Linked DNA regions of Mus musculus: region 1 is linked to region 2. The links are chromatin loops, found by intact Hi-C in ENCODE. Cell type or tissue: gastrocnemius. All regions are shown on one strand. Each heading gives the region's core, and the rest is flanking DNA. Links, peaks and the distances in the headings are about the cores only. Region 1 has its middle 36 kb from the start of Scd4. Region 2 has its middle 19 kb from the start of Gm35406.

Region 1 (11,578 bases), core at 4,937-7,436, 100 kb after region 2:
ATAAAATAGGGTTTCTCTGTGTAGCCCTAGAGCTCAATTCTGTAGACCAGGCTGACCTTGAACTCACAAAGATCCACCTGCCTCTACCTCCTGAGTTCTGGCATTAAAGGTGTGCTCCACCACCACCTGGCTACAATCCCTCATCTTTATTTATTTATTTATTTATTTATTTATTTATTACATGTAAGTACACTGTAGCTGTCTTCAGACACTCCAGAAGAGGGAGTCAGATCTCATTACGGGTGGTTGTGAGCCACCATGTGGTTGCTGGGATTTGAACTTTGGACCTTCGGAAGAGCAGTCGGACGCTCTTACCCACTGAGCCATCTCACCAACCCTACAATCCCTAATCTTGAAGGCTGGATTCTGACTTCTCAAACTGATCAGTAGTCCACAGCAGAAGGTTTGCAGTGGGCAGAGCTGGCCCCGGTTAGCTCCTCTTTCACGCTAATGCTGTCCTGGGCGGCAGAGTTCATGAATGCCTTCCTGTGAATGCTGTAGCTCTCATGGTGAAGTTCCCATCATATGTCATTAAAACGGTCACCTTCTTGTGTCTGGTGAGGTATATGAGGGGTATAACACCTTGGGAAGACACACACACGGGCATTGCTTATCAAGAGGGACATTCTGGTAAGGCATTCTAGAGTTACAGCCTCTGGTCTAAAAGAGTAAACATACCTGGTCCTACCCCTTCTTCTCATGGGTAGTACCATGACAAAAGTAGGAGACAGGGCATTAAAAGATGGTGGGGTGAGGGGGCCACAACAGGAACTACTTTATGTAAGTCCATGTGGATACATACTTGCAATTTTTTTCATTAGCTTTTTATTAAAGTAACTCACATCCCTGGAATAGATCAGGTGGTGAGAGCTTACAGCAGGGACTCCCCCCCCCCTTCTATTTGCAACATTTTCACAGGGACTATTCCCTTGAATGCATCACTCTCCGAGTACTTGCCTTGACAACCCTTGAGTCTACCGAGATAGTCAGTCTTGGACTTGGGATGCAAGGGACACAGAACATACATCATCCCAAACTCCGAGAATTTTGTGAGGATGATGGAAAGAAGTTTTACTTTATTCCAAATTTTATTTGAATTAAATTGCTGGTACCTGTCTTACATCTCCTGCTCTGCTTTTGGCACACAGCAGGGCATCCTCAGACACACTGCTGGTATAGCACCTTTGGTTCTGCTAATAGCGAGCAATACTGCTCCTGCAAATGCCTTGATGAAAAAAGTTAAGACAGCTACTTTTGCTAATCATTTAGCAGAAAATGTTACTAATGCTCTGAGTGTTTAAGAGAATGTAGATAGGTGTTTGGAACAATGGATTGATGCTCTTTATTGATACTATATTCAAATTATTGTAAAGGAGGTTCAGAGTCTAAGAGTAAGGAGCCATCTCCAGTGTCATGCTAAATACCAATAGACTTGTGTTGCTTCTAACACTTACAATGGCAGTCACTATAATTGGGAGAAAATTCAAAGACACTTGCAGGGTATTTGGCATAATTCTAACACCTCTCTGGATGTTTTAACTTTGTGTAACAAGATTATGAATTTAAACAGTGCTGCTCCACTGAGTTTAATTCTGTGGATACTGCCAATAAAATTATTCATGGCTTAAGGTCAATATTTTCATCTTGGTCAAGCTTCAAGAATGGCTTATATAGCTTGAGCGTGTTGGCCCTTCTTGTCCTGGGAATACTTTTATTCCAGTCCATTTTGATAAAACTTGCCTTTAATAACATCATGTATCTTGGTGGCCAACGTATATAGCTTGAAACTAAAAATGGATTCCCAGACAGAGTCTTTAACAGGCTACCAGTGTGAACCAATGCCGTGTTTACTGCACCCTCCTGGCTGGAATATGACTTGGATCTGTCCCATGCCTGGTCATATTCCATCATGTGATTAGGGTAAGGGGTTTGAGATTTATTTAAAGAGCATCTGGAAAGATGTCTCGGCCTTTAAGACATCCCACCACCCACTCCAGTCCTGAGGGATCTGGCACCCTCCTTTGGCCTCTGAAGGGCACTGGGAATGCATGCAATGAACAGGCATACATGCAGACAAAACCATCCATACACAAAATAGTTGGGCTGGAGAGATGGTTTAGCAGTTAAGAGCACTGACTGCTTTTCCAGAGGTCCTGAGTTCAATTCCCAGCAACCATATGGTGGCTTACAACCATCTGTGATGGGATCTGATGCCTTCTTCTGGTGTGTCTGAAGACAGGGACAGTGTACCCAAATACATAAAATAAATAAATATTAAAAAAAAATAGTCATTTAAGAAGATTCTTGGAAATTGCTTAAATATTCCTTTCTTCACCAAATATTTATTCACCTTCACAGCACTCGAGGCCATCAGCACACACTGGCTTCACTTCTCCAAGGCTGCCCTGTTCACCCAACCCCGGATCCATCTTGCAATCATAGGCGCCCCCTTGTGGTACATGAAGACCTCTCATGTACTGCACGCCTCTGTAGTTATGTCTACACCTGCCCATCTACCCTGCTCCGTGAAGCCTCCGCCTTGCTTATCCACCAGCTTTGGATAGAAATTGTTCATAAAGGAAACAGAATAAGAACAGAGGAGGAGAGGTAAAGAAGACAAGGAGAATGGGGGGGGGGGAGAGAAGAGGAGTGGGATGAGATAAACATTGGCTTATTACGGAGTATGGGGTCATGGCAGGGAGTTCATTTTAACTACATATTAGAGGGTAGAAATACTGAGACTCAGAAAATGAAAGTGCATATTACCATGCTGACTTTAAGTCTAATTCTTTTGCCTTGCTGGAAAAACAAGATTATACTGACATTTATCTGACACGGAAAATTGAGAAAGGGATTTCTTTAGGTCACGTGGTCCACGTACCAGCGGTAGGAGAATTAGAGTGTGGTGAGCAGAAAGGAGGCAAAGTGAAGACAGGACACCCTTGTCACTACGTGCCCTTGGTTTAGAAATGAGGGATAGACTCAACAATGTGAGCTGAGGCTTTACCAAGGGGCCCAAATACCCTGGGGACAGACTCTTCCCAATCGATCTGTCATCCTGCCACTCTACCCTGGGGCATACATTCCAATTCCTGACTTGTTCCCTAGTTTTGAAAGCAAATGGATAAACATAATCTAGCACTGGGCTTACCGCTTGCATGGAATCTTTGTTAAAATGCATATTTGTTGTCTGAGAAAAACCAATGTGTAAGTGGTGGTTCTGACGATATGCTCGGAAATCTGCCTGTGAAGGCTGAAGTCCTGTTCCCCAATTGGTTCTTGATGGATCAATAAAGATGCTAGCAGCCAGTGGCTAGGCAGAAGAGGTGGACTTCCAGGTTCCCAGAGGCAGGTTAAGATGCAGCAGGAGGAGAAGGGGTCACCCACTCTGTGAGATCTCAGGTGGGATGGCCATTGGCCACTTCCCTGACTGGGCCTAGGGTAGCAGGCAGGAGATTAGAAACACATCTAAGCTGAGGGCAGATTTAGGATGCTGAGCAAGGAGAAGATAACTGGGCAACTGAGGGAAGGATTAGAGAGGTTTGAGCTGGAAGTGAAGAGAAGGGAGCGCTAGCTGAGGAAGGCTTAGAAGAGTCAGGCCATTGAGATAAAAGCATATTAAAAATAAGCTAATGTGTGTGGGGGGTCTTTCATCCGAGTATCCAAGGGGACCTGGGCAGTGGGCTTGTAGTGCTCTCTGCCCGGAGCTTAAAGCAGAATAGTAGAAACTACACAATTCATCAACAGGGTTTAAAAAGAGAACTCTTTTGTTTTGTTTTGTTTTGGCTTGGTTTGATTTGGTTTGGTTTGGTTTGGTTTGGTTTGGTTTGGTTTGGTTTTGGTTTTTTGAGACAGGGTTTCTCTGTGTAGCCCTAGCTGTCCTGGAACTCACTTTGTAGACCTGGCTGGTCTCTAACTCAGAAATCTGCCTGCCTCTGTCTCCCAAGTGCTGGGATTAAAGATGTGCGCCACCACTGCCCGGCCAGAAAGAGAACTCTTTAAACATCCCCCACACTATGGCATGGTATTATGGATAAGGTCAAGAAATAAATACCTAATGAAAGGTACATTGGTCCATGTACTGTAAGAAGGACAGCAATAAGCCAGATGCAATCACAATGTGGAAATGGCAGGTACAGGAGGCTTAGAGGGGATCTGGTATGGGGAGGAAGCCTGGAAAACTTTCTAGAGAGTTGGAAAAAAGCAGGGTTAGCTAGCTCCGTCTTAGTGGGAGAAGGATAGGGGACAGTAGCATGTAGAGAAGAGAGAGTACTCATTCTCAGGTTCTGCCATTGGAACATGGGAATAGAGGGAACGTGCTCAGAGACGAAGGACAGGCTTAAGCGGGAAGGCACCTTGTCCCAGAGGGCTGACATCGCCAGGCTTCACCCCAGTAAAACCAATAAAGAGTTCTTAACAGGGAGTCTGAACGCAGGGTGTGATTTTCCAAAGATCATTCTGGATGCAGTATGGTCAGTGACATGCACAGTGCTCCGGTGAGGAAGCCATTCCTGTGGCCTCGGTGACTGAGTCTGAGGGCTCTCTCCTGAGGAGAAAATGAAAAGCTTGAGATTTGAAAAGGAGGGCAAGGGTTGGAGTGTAGTTCAAGTGACTGGGTGGTTGCCTAGCCTTCATAAAGCCTTGAGTTTGAACCGATGGTGGCAACACACCTGTAAAGCCAGCATTTGGAAGGAAGAAGGAGAGGGACAAGGTTATCATCCTTGTCTACATAGCAAGTTCAAAGCCAGCCTGGGCTGTATGAGACTCTGCCTCAAAACAAACAAACAAACAAAACACACACATACACACAAACACACACAAACAAACAAAAACTGAGAAAGAAAGGTCTTATGAGATCTTGACAGGAAAGATCTTGGCCTCTTTGTTCCCTGAAGTCTGTCTTTTCAGTCTAAGGGGACTCGGGAGCGTCCCCTTTCGTCGAATTCCATGTCCAGTCATTTGGAGACTCAGGGCAGGGAGCTTCTGAAGTGACTGAGTGGGAGGGGACTAATAATTAAGTTATATAATTAGTCTTGGGTCGGTCAAATCCTCCCCGTTCCACGAAGATCAAAGATTTACTGTCAAGACTTGGAAGGCCAATGGAACTCATCTCTCACAGACAGATTACATAACATCCTTAAGCAGACATGAAGACACACCCCTATTGAGACATCTCTTTGCCTCTGTGTGCCGCTCAACCTGTGTCTGCAAAGGAGCTAGGCAGCAGAGAGACTAAAGAATATTTATTTAAGAGGCCCCAGGTTCGAGTCCCAGTACCTGCATGATAGTCCATACTACCTGTTGATCCAGTCTCTGGGAACATGAAGTTCTCTTCTGGTCTCCACAGATACTGGGAATGCACATGGTACACAGACATAAATCCATTTTTTAAAAGAAAGCAGGAAATAAAATAGTCTTTTTAAGATTATTGTGTCTCTTCAAGACTGTAGAACAGAAATCTAGGTCCACCCTTTCCAGACACCCCTGCCTTCCCAGGTCTCAGACCGACCTGTAAGAGCCCTGGATCCCACCAGCCCTGCAGTCTAGAACCTGCGCAGTACACGGCTTCCCCAGGCAGCCCATTCTTGGCCCCTTTGTTCCCTGAAGTCTGTCTTTTCAGTCTAAGGGGACTCGAGAGCATCCCCTCTTCTTCGCATTCTATGTCCAGTCAATTCACCGCCTTGTCATTCATTCACCTCCAAAAGTGCTGGCTCAGAAGAGGGTAGAGAGGATTGAGCAGGCATCTGAGGTCAAGAGCACAGAAAGCCCGATCTCTCCCCAGAGGGCAGGCTCTCCAGGGTATGGCAGGCTCTCACTGGGTGTGTTCAGAAACCAGGTGACATCAAGGAATAAGGAAACGATAGCAAGGATGTTTTCAATGGACTTTGTCAGCTGGCAGTGTGGTTTTGTGTGACTGTCCCCACAAAGCGCTGTTTGTAGTGTGCAGTTGAGGTTATGAGGATTAAGGGATTTAGAGGTGCACTCAAAATCATCCGAGCCTGGGACTTAATTAAAAACACGAGCGTTGGGCCAATGAGACGGCTCAGTGGGTAAGTGGCTTGCTGCCAAGTCCCATGGCCTAAGTTTGATTCCTGAAACCCACATGTGGAAGGCAAGAACAGCAAGCTATCTTCTGACCACAATGTGAGTGCAGCCCACGTACACATCCACTCACAATGAGTAATTTAAAAAAAAAAAATCTTCATTTCCCTCTCGCTTACCCATCTCATCTACCCAGGGATGGTTTTCCAAACCCCTCACACTCCCTGTTTTAAATGTCCACAGATCATTACAGTGCAGCAGAGGCTCCTTCAGTGGGTCCCTAAGATGCACCCAATCAACAAATATTCTTAACTTCAAAAGAGGTATGGCTTGGGGGCTGGCGAGATGGCTCAGTGGTTAAGAGCGCCAACTGCCCTTCCGGAGGTCCCGAGTTCAAATCCCAGCAACCACATGGTGGCTCACAACCATCCGTAACAAAATCTGATGCCCTCTTCTGGAGTATCTGAAGACAGCTACAGTGTACTTACATATAATAAATAAATAAATCTTTTTTAAAAATCCATTCAAAAAGCATGACTTATTTTAAAAAAAAAAAGTATGGCTTAGTGATGATGAAAGGGAAGCAAAATTCAAAGGATCTGGAGGCCTGGAATTTTCTGGATTAGGAAGGTGAGTGCACTCCAGTAGGTAAGTGCCATCTTTGTCAAAACCAAGAGTCTGTCCAAACACAGCAGCCACACAACCATAGATGCCTGCACTGATGGGTTTTAGACTGGTCCGTTAGAGCAGGGCTTCTGCAGGTTCCTCCTTCCCTGCCTGAGTCTGAGGCATATCCTCAGACGTAGCATCCTGTAAGCACACTTGCCAGTCCTTGCAACTCCAGTCAAGGGTCCAGTGGATAATAATTGCCGGGTATAGTCTCTGCATTTTCGGCTTCCAAGTTTTGATGGCCCCGTTGGCCTTATTTCAAGGAATGTGTGATAATCCATATGGAACATTTGCCTGAGTAGAATTTTGATGTTTTATTTTTGGTCAGACCATTTTTGACAGCCACGGAAAGCTTTAATTTGTCATCAAAGCTAACTAAGGTGGGGCCTGTGTTCCACCAATCTTGATAAATGTCTAATAGAGTCACGTCTCTCTGCTTTATAAACTTCAGTGCTGTGTTCTTGGATTGGATTCAATGTTAAACGCCACAGAATCAAGTACTCTTGTTTCCATGGTTTGTATATGCTCGGCCCATGGAGTGACTAGTAGAAGGTGTGGCCCTGTTGGAGTAGGTGTGTCACTGTGGGTGTGAGCTTTAAGACCCTCACCCTAGCTGCCTGGAAGCCAGTATTCTGGTAGCAGCCTTCAGATGAAGATGTAGACCTCTCAGCTCCTCCTGCACCATGCCTGCCTGGATGCTGTCATGTGTTTCCACCTTGATCATAATGGACTGAACCTCTGAATCTATAAGGCAGCCCCAATTAAATGTTGTCCCTACGAGAGTTGCCTTGGTCATGGTGTCTGTTCACAGCAGTAAAACCCTAACTAAGACACTTGTACATAATAAATATTGATTCTCCGTTTTGTTCTTTCATTCCTCCAACACATGTTGGAGACCTTTCACAAGGGGAGACCCTCTTGGTGTATTGAGAATGTATCAGTGAACAAAAGGAATCCGACTCTTCCTCACCCCCCCCCCTTCCCCGGCTCTGACATTTTAGCGGATTTTATTTTCATTTCACTAAAACAAGCAATTTCAAAAATGACCACCACTTTTTGTCAGGGACGGGGAGGCATAGTAGGAGCCTCCCAGTGAGGCCAGTGGTGGCCCAGCGTGGGGACAGACCTTACGGATTCACAGCAGATCCTGCTGCCCTCACCGCAGATCGGGCTGTCCCCTAGCTGTCCTCATGCTCCCTGCCCCCTTTATTTTACTTTTCTTCTATTTTTATGTAGCATTATTACATTTCACAATCTCCAAGTCCCCTCATGGGCCAAAGGGTTGGACATATCCTATGATACACAACTGGCACTTGCTTTAACTAAGATAGATTTACATATAATGAAGATATAGATCGTGGGCATGTTTGTTTGTTTGTTTGTTTGTTTAAAGCGAGGGAGTGAGGAGGAGCTGCCTGTAATTCCGGTACCTTCTGCAGCTACAGTGCAGGGTAGAATTACATATTGTGTTCAGAGCAATGATCCCAAGGCTCTGCAGGATGCAGAATCGGTAAGAAGAGATTTAATTATGTTCATTAGGTTACTTATTAAAGCGAGGCAATGGACTGAGGCAATCTAGAGAGATTTCAGACAGAAGTGTCTTCTCATTAACCCGTAGTTAATCAGAAACCCAATTAACCAATGCGTTCTGCCCCTCAATCTCACTCCTTCCAGACTTACTTATTCTTCTTTACAGCCGTGACCGAGTCACCGGTCCAGATCCCATCTTCTCACATTTACACCATGGAAATCGATGGATTATTTCATCCTCCACAGGACAGAATGCTTCCAGAGACAATCGGGTACCTCAGAGAGAGATGGTTGGTCTGTCGAGGAAGGGGCATGGGTGAGGTGCAGAAGCCCCAGCCTTTTCTCAGACATTCTGCATTCTCTTGAACATACGTAGAAGCGAAAAGCCCACAAAAATGAGAAATGAAGCTGGCATGGTGGCTAATAGCACTCAGGAGTCTGAGGCAGGGGGATGACAGGCTTGAGGAAAGGCAGGTCTACATAGGGAGGTCCTGTCACAAAATAAACAGAAAAAAAGCAAAATAAAGCGACACAAAGTTACCGTTTTCTCTCACAGAAGGCCCATTTGTGATTGGTAAGTCATTTCTTTGACCATGATGCACCCTTGGGAGTTCCAGTCTGTGAAAACACTAGACTTACCCCCCTCCCTTCTGGCTGCCTTAGGTTAGACCCTCCTTGGAACCTCCAAGCCCTGCCCACATTCTTTTCTTGGTCACCTGAGTTGAATCTTATCTACTCTAGTTTTCACTTCTCCTTCTCCCTGATTTTTCTTTACTTTCCACTCTGCTAAAGTATTTTTTCCTCTGGGCAGTGGTGTCACACACCTTTAATCCCAGTGCAAGGGAGGCAGAGGCAGGATCTCTGTGAGGTTGAGGCCAGCCTGGTCTATATATTGAGTTCCAGAGTAGCCACAGTTACATGGTGATACCCTATAATAAAAAAATAAAATTAAAAAAAATAACAACAACAAAACCCACAAACAAACAAACAACCTCAAGAACCTTTCAGGAGGCTGGAAAGATGGCTCAGTGGGCAGACAGCTCTTGCTAAGGATGTACTTTTGGACCTGGGTAGCTACATTAAGGGATTCGCCAGGAGTTAATGACTGTAACTCTTGTTCCAAGGGCATCCAATGCCTCTGGTCTACACAGGCACCTACACTTATGTGCACACATATTCAAGCCTTACACGCGTTGCAACTAAAAATAAAATAAGTAGAAAGTCAGAATAAATCTTAAAAATAAGAGGTTCAGGAGGTAGCTCGGTAACACATTCATGCACACACAAACACACACACATATGTCACACACATTACTAGTGAGAATTCAAACTAGCACGGCCTTTACAGGAGACAGTAGAAGTACCAGGAGAGAGTTTGACCGGGTTTCTGTCTAAAGGAGATGAAATCAGACTATCAGAAACACCTGCACTCCTGAGTTTACTGAAGTCCTGCTCATAGTAGATAAGACTCCCAGTCAAAAGGAACAATATGAACTTACCAGTACCCCAGACTAAACCACCAACCATAGAGTACACATGGTGGGACTCATGGCTCCAGCTGCATATGTAGCAGAGGATGGCCTAGTCGGTCATCAATGGGAGGAGAGGCCCTTGGTCCTATGAAGGCTTCATGCCCCAGTGTAGGGGAATGCCAGGGCCTGGAAGCAGGAGTGAGTGGGTTGGTGGGGGGGGGGTGTGGTGGAGATAGGGGGTTTTTGGAGGGGAAACCAGGAGAGGGAATAACATTTGAAATGTAAATAAAGTTGGGCAGTGGTGGCGCTCTCCTTTAATCCCAGCACTTGGGAGGCAGAGGCAGGCAGATTTCTGTGTTTGAGGCCAGCCTGGCCTACAGAGCGAGTTCCAGGACAGCCAGAGCTATACAGAGAAACCCTGTCTCAAAAAACAAAACAAAACAAAAATAAATGTAAATAAAGAAAATATCTAATTTTTTAAAAAAAGAAAAGAAAGAAACCCAGTCAACCCAGATGGGCATGGGAGGAGCACTATCTAAGGAATCTGTGGTATGCTATTCAGTCATAAATGCCATTCAGCTATAAAAGGAAGAAAAGCCCACCATTTTTAACACCGTGGGTGGACTTGGGGGTCTTTACATTAAGTAAAATTAGGCAGACACAAGCTATGATTTCACTCAGATGTGGAATCTAAAAATGCTGAATGATAGCTGAGAGTTGAAGCTGAGAACAGTCCTGGTGAGAAGCTGGGGAGAACAGGAAGGAAGGAGGGCTAGGGTGAGGCTGGTCGTGGGTTTGATGTGCGGACAACAGTAAGTTTTGGGGTTCTATGGCTCACTGGGATGAAAAGAAAATGTACCGATATGTCTGTCTCCTAACAAGGAGAAGGGACTGTTCTTCTGAAGGTCCTGAGTTCAAATCCCAGCAACCACATGGTGGCTCACAACCACCTGCAATGAGATTTGAGGCCCTCTTCTGGTGCATCTGAAGACAGCTACAGTGTACTTATGTATAATAATAAATAAATCTTTAAAAAAAACCAAGGAGAAGGGAGGATTTCAATGTATTTATTCAACATGAAGAAATAATAACATTCCATCAAGCTGGCATGAGGGCTTAGCGGGTGCCACCAAATCAAGCTGGCATGAGGGCTTAGCGGGTGCCACCAAATCTGGCAGAGTTTGATCCCTGGAGCAAACTGACTCCTAAAAGTTATCCTCTGACTACATGTATATGGAGGCACATGCACGCACACACACACACACACATACACACCTACACACACACACATACACACCTACATAAATAAATATGACTTAATTTTAAAAACTGCTTGAAGGTGATGGTCTGCTAATTATCCTGACGTAACCAGCACACAATGTGTACATTACCATCACAAAAATATAAAGTGCAATCATTATATCAATGAAAGCAATTTAAGTTTAAAAAGAGAAGAGAAAGCAATCTGGTAGGGGTGTTAATATGTACGCTAGCAATATTATTTCTAGCTGCATCAATTTAGTTCCGTTATTCAACATGGCACTGGAAGAGCTGTGTCTACCTAAATATCAGACAACTTTTGAAAAAAAGTGTGTCTGTGTGAAACGAGGGGGTGGAGTGCAAAGCAGACAGGAGCAGGGTGACTGTGCCAGAAGTCAAGGCAAATGGTGTATAATTAGAAGACACAGTGACACAACCCATATGTCATCAGGACGCCTGACTCACGTGTAGCACAAATATAACTGTTCCCAAGATGTGCCTGAGAGGAGGCGCAACTGTCGATGTGATCTTTGTTGTTGCTAATTATTTATTTTATCAATATGAGTGTTTTGCCTACACGTAAGGATATCAGATCCCTAGTACTG
Region 2 (11,578 bases), core at 2,956-5,455:
GGTTCCAGGGAATGAAGCCCTGTCATCAGGATTGTGTGGCTAACACCTTTACTCATGGAACCAGCCCCTTACTATTATTTGGCTGGCCTGGCCACTGAAATTTCAGACTCATTCCTATAACCTGCTCTGAGAGGAGTGACCAAAAACCAGGTGGGAGATTCTAGGATCTACGTTCTTCGGTACTTTCAAATCTTCTGCTCTGCTGAACCTGAATACCCAAATATATTCATAAGAGGCTATGTATGATATGTGGGCCCCATGGACAAAGATTATGAAAAGGTTGAGGGCCAGTGGGCATGATAGCGCACGCCTTGAATTCCAACACAGAAACAGGCAGATCTCTTTGAGTTCCAAGCCAGCCTGGTCTAAATAGCAAGTTTCAGGCCAGCAAGGAACTCACTACTGCATAGTGAGACCTTATCTTAAAAAAAAAAAAAGAAAAAAGAAAGAAAAGAAAAGAAAAGAAAAGAAAAAAAGAAGAAAGGAAAGGAAAGGGAAGGAAAAGAAAGAAGGAAGACAGACAGATTAGAGACATAGAGATGTAAAAACTGCTCTCTAGAATGGGTACTTCGAAGTGGCATCTCTCTTGCATGGCCATTATTTTGAGCAGGATATTTGTGTGACTCCTGGGTTTCACAGAGAACTTTGACAAAAACTGGAAGAGGACAGGAATGTTAGGATCCCAAGAGCTACGACTGGTGCTGAGAGACCTAAGGTTATTGCTGACTGCAAGAGAACTTGATAGTTTCAGAGAGGACTAAATCAAACGGGGGAGGGGGGGGGGAAAGGATTGGATACAATAGTACTTTGGGGAGGTTCCTTTCCAAAGGAGGATCTTTCCACAAGTAAAACTGACATCACTGTCAGGACAATCTTGTCTGTAAGCTGCTGTCTATCAACATTGCTCCAACACAGTCCATTCATTCACTCAGCGTCTATGTCATAGGTGCTCATGACAAGTTAGGTGTTGCCTGGGCACTAGGGATTCAGCTGTGATGAGCAAAAAGAGCCTTTGTTGCCATGGTGATATCACAGGGACGTGGAAAACAAACGGCAAAGGGTTTCATTTGATACATAGTGTGAAAGAAGATGATGGAAACAGTAGGAGGGTTTTAAGCAGAGAGATATCATGACATGGCTTATATTCAGAAATGTGCTCTGGTTGCTGAGCAAAGAAAGGATTAAAGGACTCACAGGCAGGAGCTGGGAGCACCATGCAGACAGGCTCTGCAGTGGTCCAGGAGCAGGGAGCAATATGAAGGCAGACTCTATAGTCATCCAGGTCGAAGACGAGGGTGATTTTGCCAAGAGCAGAAGCAGTAGACAGCAAAAATTTTCCAGTAGTTTGGATCCATCCTTTCCAAAAGGAGCTAAGTTTCTATTATTTTTAAAATTAAAATAATACAGATGCTGCTGCTGCTGCTGCTACTGCTGCTGCTGTTGCTGTTTGAGACAGGGCCTCTCTTTTTAGTTCTAAATGTCCTGACTCGTGGTTCAGGTTGGCCTCGAACACACAGAAATTCCCCACCTCTGCCTCCTGAGTGTTGAGATTAAAGGTCTGCACCACCAGGTAGGCTTTTGTAAGAACCATCTTTAGCAATGTTTTCTGAATGGTATGTGTTTGTCCATCATCGGAGGCCTGGGAGAACATTCTTAGAAATGACAGCTCTAATCAAAGCAATGCCATTATGGTGTTGGGCAGTCTTGATGAAGCTGTGCTTTTGCTTTTGACATCAGCAATGGCTCCCCCTTTTGGTCGTTTCCTTGAAATCACTCCATGCTTATTGGAAATAATGCCAAAAAGATGTGTTAGGGCATATCCAAAAGAAGCTTGTGTGCCAGGCTGTCATGTCACTGAAAGTGTGTCTTTGCTGTGTTGGGCATCAAATCCAGAGCCTTGTGCAAGCGAAGCAAACACTCTACCACAGAGCTATCTGGTGCTCCCTCCCCTGTGTACACCAGGTACACATACGGTGCCTATATATACATCCATGCAGGCAAAGCACTCACACACAAAATAAAAAGGAATCTTTAAAAAGAAAAACACTATTAAGTTACTGTGTGTGTGTGTGCACCTACAACGCTTGCATGATTTTATGTGCACTCTGTAATTCTGGAGCTACAGATAGTTGTGAGTGTGGGTGCTGGGAACAGAATCCAGGTCCTCTGGAAGAACAGAAAGTGCCTTTAATTATTGAGCCACATGTCTAACTCCTTGAGACACAGTCTTGCCATGTAGCCAGGGCTGGCCTCGTATCACTGTGTAGGACAAATTGTTCTTGAACTTTTTACTTCTCCTGCCTCAGGCTCCTGAAGGTTGAGGTAACAGGCCTGTGCCACCACGACCAGCTTCAGTGAAGATGTTTATGAATGAAGGGACGTCATGATCAAAAGCATTTATGGACGAGGTTAACTTGCATTGGCGCGGTCTTGGGATCGATTCCTGCCATGCCTCGCTCCTTGACCCAGGATAAAATAAAGATTGGAGTAAGAGTGAGACAGGAAAATCACCGAGAAAACTCTTGCACTGCACAGATCAGAAATAATAAGGATCTAGATTAGAATGGTGTAGCTGGAACTGCACAGGGAGTAATGGGTCGGCCCACAGAATGCCGTGGAACCAATGAGTGTTAGTCAGAGGGATGGAAGTATTCAAGGATGGATGCCAGAGATGCTGAGTCTGAATGCCAGGCGCCATCACAAGGAAGTAAGATGCGGAAAGAGAGCCGACTCAAGGATAAAAGAAGTAGGATAGATTGTTTCACAACTACACAGATATATAGCACTTAAAATGGCTAAGGTGATACAAAGGACATTGTGTTTTTTTATGAAGAAAAGAAAGACGCAGAAGTTGAGGAATTGTGTGGTAACATTGGGCTGTTCTGTTAGCAACTGCAGGCTGGAGGGAAGAAGGCCATAGTTGTGAGTTTTCCCGTATATTACAGGAACAAGTGCAGACCATTTGGCTTAAGTCCTGCTATGGAAAAGTGCCTAGTGACCCTGTGCGCTTGTCCAAGAGCCTTGAGTCTCCAGAGGTCGGACACTTCTTGGCTTTCTTTTCTTCATGGGATGTTGGTGCTGAGGCCAAGCAGCTGTCTTCAGAACAGGGCATAAAACCCCATGCGCATTGTGGGTTCACGGGAGTGGAGGGCATTGAAGAGAGCAGCATTGAAGAGATAGCAGTAAGGCTGTTCTCACTGCTGGGAAGAGCTGACACTTGCTAGACACCATGGGCAGCCTGGGTGCTCAGTAGAGACCAGGATCACATTTAAGGCTTACAGCAGCCTCGGAGGCAGGCAGGTGACTGTCTCCGTTTGCTGTCAGGAACAGGAAACATTAGGAGACATTTTAAATCATCCCACAGCGAGGAAAATGTTAATTCAGGACACAAACCCAGATCTGACTGATGCTGAGGACAGCCAGGTCCTGTCCTGTTTCCCTCCCTAGGACGCTCTCAGTACACTGAAGAAAGGGGACACTGCAGCTTGGTTCTTGGAATCCATGACAAGGTGGGTCACAGGGCCACTCACTAAATGGGCTTCAGGAAACTGAGCAGGCTGCCCTGGGCATGCAGATCCCTAGAGCATACAGCAGAATTCTGTTCATTGTTACTGAACTAAGAAAAGGGAGTTCACGGAGTCCCACAAGGGCCAAGCCCCTTAAGATTGCCTCTGCTCTCTTATTTCTTTGTAAACCACACAACAACAACATCTGGTGAGATCTGAGGGAATGGTGACCGAATGTCTCCCCACATTTAGGAGTCAGACTTTCCTGGGAAGCAATCTGGAAGTCTGTAAGAGATTTCCCTTGGCGATTGTGTTGGAAGCCAGGTTTGGGAACTTTTGGAAGCATCCCAAGAAAGGGGTGTTGAGAGTTGGGGTGGCTTTCCTCATGGAAAGGACCAGATGAGGAGGATTCTAAGGAAAGCCAGTGGACATAAATAGCCTGCCAGCTTCTTTCTGTGATCTCCCCCTTTTCCTACCTCCCTGTTTATGCCTTTTTATGCCTGGTTCCTGCAGTCATGAAGTTTTCCTGCCCCTTGCAGGGAGGACAGTAACACTCGGAACAGCAGCGCCGCACAGTGGAAAGGAACAAACACTACAGCGCCAAGCACGTCGCAGGATGGCACTTTAGTAGATCCAGAGGCTGCAGGTGCCCACGTGTCCTGCAGGGGGCAGCACGTCCCTACATGTCTACGTAGGGACTGTCTGGAGGTCATGGGTGCCTGAGGAGAACTCCATGGAAAGGACATGGGGTTGGAGATCTGTGTCTGAAACCTCAGTCATCCACGTTGTGAAACTAGAATAAACTGGAAGAGACTAAGTGCTGAGGCGGGAGCTAGCCTTGTCTTGAAGTTGAACTTAATTGACTGTCATGGTTGGTGTTCTGGGTGGCTTTCTAAATACAAGTCTGACAGACACTTCTTCGAGAGAATTCTTTTTTAATATGTACATGGGTCAGACATTACTTGACACATTAGGCTTCTCTTTTAGTGATATTTCAACACTGTGACAGGTAGGTTTGTGTTGGTAGGACAGTGTTGGGTCACAATAGTACTGGTTTTGTTGTTTTGTTGTTGTTGAGGGTATTTGTCTAAGGCTTATTATTGCCTTTATTGATTTGTATGTGTGTGAAGACACATTTGCTTATGAGTACCAAGTGCATGCATGTGCCCACAGAAGCCAGAATGCTCACATACCCTGGGACTAGAGTTACAGTTGTAGCTGCTTATGAGTGTGGGAACGGAACACCATTCGTCTTCAAGAGCAGTAATACACTTAACCATTGGGCCATCTCTCCAGCTCCAGTAAGGTTTCTCTCCTCTCCCCCTCTCCCTCCTTAATGTAGCTCTGGCGGTCCCAGGGACTTACTATGTAGACCAGGCTAGCCTTGAACTCTGAGACACACCTACCTCTGCTGGAATTAAAGGCAAGCACCACCACATCTGGTTTAATTACACATGTTTTAATTGGTCCCCACCTGGTAAAATTCTTTCCTCTCCCATTTTACATTTCTGATGGTTGCTCCTGGACACACTCTTATCAATGGCACGATTAGTGACTCAGCGAAATCAATACACCCAGAATGACTATATAATAGAGAATATATAAATGTCTACTCAACTACTTGGTTGGGTTTTTTTTAATTAATTAAAGACACTTCAATGCTGCATAGTATTTGTATATCTTTATACAGCACAACTGGTAATTTATGGCAGTTCAATGCATACAATGTATAATAATCAATCGGGATAGTAAACATTTCCTTCTCTTCAAACATGAGTTATCCTTTAAAGTTATTATTAAATTACTTTATTTACTCTGTGAGTGTGTGTGTGGGCAGTGTAATAGGCATGGCACATACGTAGAGATCAGAGGATAATGTGGGAGTTGGTTCTCTCCTTCCATTGTGTGTGACCTGAGGGTCAAATTCAGGTCACTGGTCATAAATAGCGAGTGCGACCACCCACTGAGCATCTGGCTGGCCCAAACGCTGGTTATTTTTATATGTTGGAAATGTTATCCTTGAGTCAATATGATTCCATCCTATAAAAGATTAACTTAATAGTTTCCGAGAACACTGTATTTGAACTTTTTGTGTCTGGCTTATTGCATCTGACACAATGACCTCCGGTTCCACCTGTGTTGCTGCAAGTCACAGGTCTTCATTCTTGTTTGTGGCTGACTAATACACCATTGCATACACCACATTTCAAACTCTACCCATCCTCTGAAAGGCGTGTGGGTGATTTCACACTTTTATCATTGTGAACAGCGCCGTAATCACCATGGGAGCACAAGTGTCTTTTGGGGGTAACAATGCCACCATCTTTGAACTTATACCAGTTGTGGGGTCACTGATGCCTATGGCTTCTATATTCAGTTTTGTGAGAAATTTCTAGATTGTTTTTATGACTGTTAGAGTTACTGTTCCCTTTAACAACTGTCTTATTGGTTTTTTTGAAGGGGAAGGTTTGTTTTGTTGTGTTGTCTCTTTGATAACAGCCATCCTAACTGGGTGAGGGGAAAGTTCACTGGTTTTTAAGATTTATTTTTATTATTTTTTTAGGTATGTGTATTTATTTCACCTATGTGCATGCATATGTGTTTGTGTATGCTCTCTGTTCCCCCATCCCTCTCTCTCTCTCTCTCTCTCTCTCTCTCTCTCTCTCTCTCTGCGTGTGTGTGTGTGTGTGTGTGTGTGTGTGTGTGTGTGTGTTGTAGGCATTTGCAGAGGCTAGACTGGGAGAGGGGTATCAGATACCCTGCCTGGCGCTAGTTACAGGGAGTTGTAAACTGCATAAAGTGATTGCTGGGAATTGAACCTGGGTCCTCTGGAAGAGCAGCAAGTACTCTTAACCACTGAGCTGTCTCTCCAGTCCCTGATGTTCAGCTTTTGAATTCCCTATACATTCTGCATATCAATCACAAACAGAAGATTGGAAATAGGTCTCAGCTATAACTAATAATCAACTCAGAGTGGATCAAAGGCCTCAGGCCCACGAATGGTACAAAGGACAAGATCTCATCCTTTCGCAGTTGAATGTTATGAGTTGAGTGCATGCTGCTGGAGGGTTTTGGTTTGCTTGCTTGCTTGGGCTGATAGAATGTTTTGGCCATTTATCTCTTGATGGGCATTTGGGTTGCTTGGATGATGTAATGAACACGAGAGTGCAGGTGTCTCTTTGACAAACCAACTTCGCCTCATTTGGATAGCGTTCCAATACCGAGCCTTTCAGTACTTTGGTATGTTAGTCCGTTTTATTGAGACAGGGTCTTGTGATCCCTGACTGGCCTCAAACTTACTATATAGCTGGGATGACATTTAATGTCTGACCCTCCTGCCTCTATCTGCCTAGTGCTGGGATTGCCAGCCTAATTTTAATTGTGTGTATGTGTGTGCCATGGTATGCACGTGTATACACGTGTGTGCTGATGAGTACATCTGTGCATGCACTTGTGGAAAGCAGTGAAGATGCTGGCTATCTGCCTCCCCTTCTGATTTAGTCGCGCACTGAACCTAGAACTTATTATTTTGATAGACTGGTTGGCCAGCAAGCTTCTGACCGACTCTGCCCAGGAACAACACTGAAGTGACAAGCATGTGTGCCTATGCCGTGCTTTTCCTTGGGTGATCTGCCTGTCTCTACACTCCAGTGCTAAGCACTCCCAGCTTTTTAATGGGACTGCTTGGAATTTAAACTCATGATCTTATGTTTGCACAGCAAATGCTCTTATCCACTGAGCCTTCCCTCCAGTACTTTCCCCCTAGTTTTTAATTTTGAGGACCCTCCAAAAATGTTTTTCAAAACAACTCGCTTATTTTAATTTTCACTAGCAATGATCCTATTTTATAGCTCTGTGAGATTGAACCACTGACCTACATCTCTAGACCCTTATTTTTAAAATTATTTATTTAATATATTATGACTACACTGTTGCTGTCTTCAGACACACCAGAAGAGGGCAACAGATCCCATTACAGATGGTCGTGAGCCACCATGAGGTTGCTGGGAATTGAACTCAGGACCTCTGGAAGAGCAGTCAGTGCTCTTAGCCACTGAGCCATCTCTCCAGCCCAAGACCCTTATTGTTAATAAATGTACTTGGGCCTATACTTTGGGAAGAACATGGCGATGGCTATTTCTGGTCCTCTTCTTGACTACATCTGCAATGAACTATAATCCAGAAATGAAAGGCATACCTGTGGTCAGATCTTGAGGCTGGAAGACACAGGTTTCTGACTTGGTTCTTGTCATGGAGATCTTGAGGCATAGTGGCCATGAAAAGCTTAGGCCCAGGCAAGTTAGTACATGCCTTTAATCCCAGGAGACAGAGGCAAGCAGATCTCTGAGTTCAAAGCCAGCCTGGAACAAAGCAAATTCCAGACCCAGGCTTGGTAGTACACACTTTTAATCTGGGGCACACCTTCTACTAGAGGCCTGCATCAGGACATTGGAAGAAAACTTCACCCTTTTTTTTTTTTCTGTTCAAATTGCATGATATAGATATTAAGGTTGAATAATGAAGAAAGATATTTTAGAGCGCATGCATTGGGAATCACATGAATTTCTTGAAACCTCAAAGCCTGCTGCCAGTGACACACCTCACCCACCAAGGCCACACCTCCTAATCCTTTCCAAACAGTTTTGTCAATGTGGTGACAAGTATTCAAATAAACGAGCCACTCTCATCCACACCACCACATTCCTAGGCCCTCACAGGCTTGTAGCAATATCTGTTAATGCAAAATGCATTTAAGTTCAGTGACTAAAGCCCCTATACTCATTCACAGTTCCAACACTGTCTGAGAGTCCACAGTCCAAGTCTCCTCTGAGAGTCAAGGGAATATCTTCATGGTAAGCACCCGTGAAATCAAAAAGCAAATCATATACTATTGCCTGAGCTTTTGTCCCCGCCGGCAAGAACACACTCAGGACAACCGGAATCTTCTGCGGCAAAAGCTTTATTGCTTACTTCTCAGGAAGACCCCGAACCCGGAAAATGGCGCTGCTTATATAGCCCGCAGCATGACGTTTCAGCACCTGATGTGGCGTGACAGCACCTGATTAGTTGCTCGCCCATCACCCCATTACTACGCCCCAAAATAGGCAGTGACTGGGCGTGAGTTCACTCTCGAACCTGTGTACAAGGCTTGTGTACAAGGCTTGTTTACTAGTTAGGCACAGTGGAGGCCAGTGCCATCTTATAATGGCGATTGCTCGCGGCACGCACGGCTCTCCACAATATACTTCCAACATACAGTGGCGCATAAGATAGATTGCAAAACGGAGGAATGGAGGCATGGGTGAGGAAATATTGAACCAAAGCAAGACTGAAACCCAGCCGTGTAAACTCCAAATCCTGTAGCTTTATGTGCAATGGAAAAGGGCTTAGATGGCCCATCTTTCAAGTTTCCTGCCTGAAATACATTTATCTTGAGCTGGGTCCACTCCTTGCATGCAGCTTTCCTTGTCAAATGCTCCACAGTTTCGGCATCTCCAACATCTTAGGGTCTTAAATAAAACCCAAGCTTCACATCCCCAGCTTTATGCAATGGCCTCTTAGGGTCTCTAGTTCTCTCAAGGCTCTCACACAGGGGCTTCCCTAGCACACATTGCTTGGCCTCAGCCGCTCACTGAAACCATGGAGAAAGAATCCATGACCCTTCATTCTTGAATCTTTGCCACCTAGATGACAAATCATAGACAGTTTGACAGCCAGCTTGGGGTGGATTCTCACCCCATGAGACCATGTTAGCAGCAGGTTTCTTGTTTTTTTTTTGTTTGTTTGTTTTTGTTTTTTGTTTGACAGGGTTTCTCTGTATAGCCCTGGCTGTCCTGGAACTCACTCTGTAGACCAGGCTGGCCTCGAACTCAGAAATCTGCCTGCCTCTGCCTCCCGAGTGCTGGGATTTTCGAAAGGTGTGCGCCACCACTGCCCGGCTACAGCAGCAGTTTTTAGATGTAGTTGTTTTTAGGATCAGGAAAGTCCTTAGGCCTTTTCCTTTCCCAGGTTGGAGGCTTAGCTAAGAGAGGTCTTTCCCTGAGGATAACCCTCCAGTCCAGATCCAGTGCAGATCAAACATCTCCTTATTCTTAGCTTATTCAGCACAAGTATTGGCTGGAGCATAGTTTCCTCTTTAAATTGTATGTTATTGCCTGCCTTACTTGCTTTTTCTTTTTCAATTGTAAACTATAAGAGTGATCACTGATAAACATGGAACAGAGTCAATATTAGGCTGTCTTGAAAACTCCTCTGCCAAAGAAATTGGTCTTTTGCTTTTAAACTTTGCCCCAGGAAAGTTCTTAGGGTAAGAGCAGAAGGCAGCTACCATTGAAGTGGAAATTTCTGGTTTTTTTGGTGTGTGTGTGTGTGTCTGTGTGTGTGTGTGTGTGTGTGTGTGTGTGTTTTGAGACTCAATTATGTCATGTGATGTCTTTCTGGAAGCTGTCTTATGAGAGGATATTTTTCTCTAAAACTGGCAGGCACTTGAGATGTTTTGCTGAGAATGGACACGTGACGCTCTTCTGGAAGCTGCCTGGTGAAAAGGCATGTGATGTTTTGCTGGAGCGGACGCTTGAGAGGACATGGGACGTTTGGAAAGAGTGTAAGTATAAACCAGCCTACAGTGAATGGTCCTTTGACATTGGTTCGCCTTGCCGGTCTTCATTGACATCACTCTTGCCTTGGTTCACCTTTATTTCTTCTCTGAGCTTGTGACTTCGTAGAGAGAAATGCACGAAAGAACTTCTGGCTTCTTGCCACTTCAGCTGTCTCATGTAGCTCTGCAGAGCCTTGGGGTTTCTTCTGGATTGAGCCACTGATAATGATGCGTATTTGGCGTTTTGCTAGTGGACTGGACTGCTGACAGCAAAGATTGGAATTGCCCCAAGAACCACTTCAAAACAGGACCATGTCCCCCTTGTCCTATTAGCCATCTTCCCTCCCTACCTTTGGTCGGTGAGCTTTAAGGGAGGTTGAAGGGTTTAAGATCCCTTATTAATGTAGGTTTTGAAAAAATATAAGCCCACACACAGTTTTTGTTGAAGTATCATAGAATGGTCCAGTTTAGGATATTCTTCCTCCTGAAACCTTTTGAGCTGGCCTCTTTCAGTCCACAAAGCTCATAGCCCTAATGTTTTCCAAACTCCTACTAGGGTAACCCATGAATCTCTGCTTACAATGTTCAACCGCCTTCCTAATCCAAAATTCCAAAGTCTTCCATATTCCTCCAAGACACAGCACAGTCAGGTTTGCCACAGCAACACCCCATTCCTGGTACCAAGTTCTGTCTTAGTTTTCTATTGCTGTGATAAGACATCATGACCCTGGCAACTTATAAAAGGAAGGATTTATTGGGCTTATAATTCCAGAGAGGTAAGAGTCCATCATGGTAAAGAAGCTAGCATCAAGCAAGCATGGTGGCTGGAGCAGAAGCTCAGGGAACAGATCTTAAGCTGCAGTAAGTAAGTCTGGCCGCTAATAAAACCTATATGGAAACATCTAAAAACTTAAACTAGAACTTTCACATTATCCAGCAATATCCTTTCTGGGTATGCTCTCAAGAATCACAGCTTACTTCCAAGGTACCCACACTCTCTGCTCATTACAGTACTAGTTACAATAGCTGAGTCAAGCAATCAGCCAAAGAGTCCGTCAACATTAACACAGTAAATGTGGTATAGAAACTTGAGGAAGTATTGTTCAGTTATAAGAAAAGAAGGAAATTGTGTCATTTTTTCAGGAAGACAACTGGAACTAAAGATCACCCTGTTAAGCAAAAGAAGCCAAACAGAAAGATAATTATCACATTTTCCTCTCATATGTGTAGGAGAGGAAGGAGAAGATGAAGGATATGAAAGCCAAGGGGGCACAAGGAGGGTAGTTTATAGGGATTGAGTCTGAGCATTCTGTAAAGGTTTAAAATGCACGTTACAACCTCATTTTGTATGTCGACTTAAAAACACACTTGGAAAATACCTGTTTAACTTACATTTGCACGCAAACATTATGCTGACTATTTTTATGTCAAACTCATACATACTAGAGTCATCTGAAGGAGGAAACCTCTATTG

Evidence for each region. A loop is a pair of places that touch in the nucleus more often than their neighbours do. Peaks named below come from ENCODE experiments on the same cell type or tissue, not always from the same donor. Only the 100,000 strongest peaks of a DNase experiment are listed, where the experiment ranks them.
Region 1: it touches region 2 in a loop (5-fold over the local background); 13 of 42 quality-filtered maps call a loop at or near these places.

Annotation. Positions count from the first base shown.
Region 1 is chr19:44,364,033-44,375,610 of GRCm38, reverse strand. No RefSeq gene overlaps it. Among named protein-coding and RNA genes, the nearest start is that of Scd4, 36 kb to the right of the region's middle. In gastrocnemius, for the core only: no CTCF peak of the experiment used is centred there; a DNase peak (open chromatin) is centred at 6,046.
Region 2 is chr19:44,466,910-44,478,487 of GRCm38, reverse strand. No RefSeq gene overlaps it. Among named protein-coding and RNA genes, the nearest start is that of Gm35406, 19 kb to the right of the region's middle. In gastrocnemius, for the core only: a CTCF peak has its summit at 4,141 (motif pointing right); a DNase peak (open chromatin) is centred at 4,145.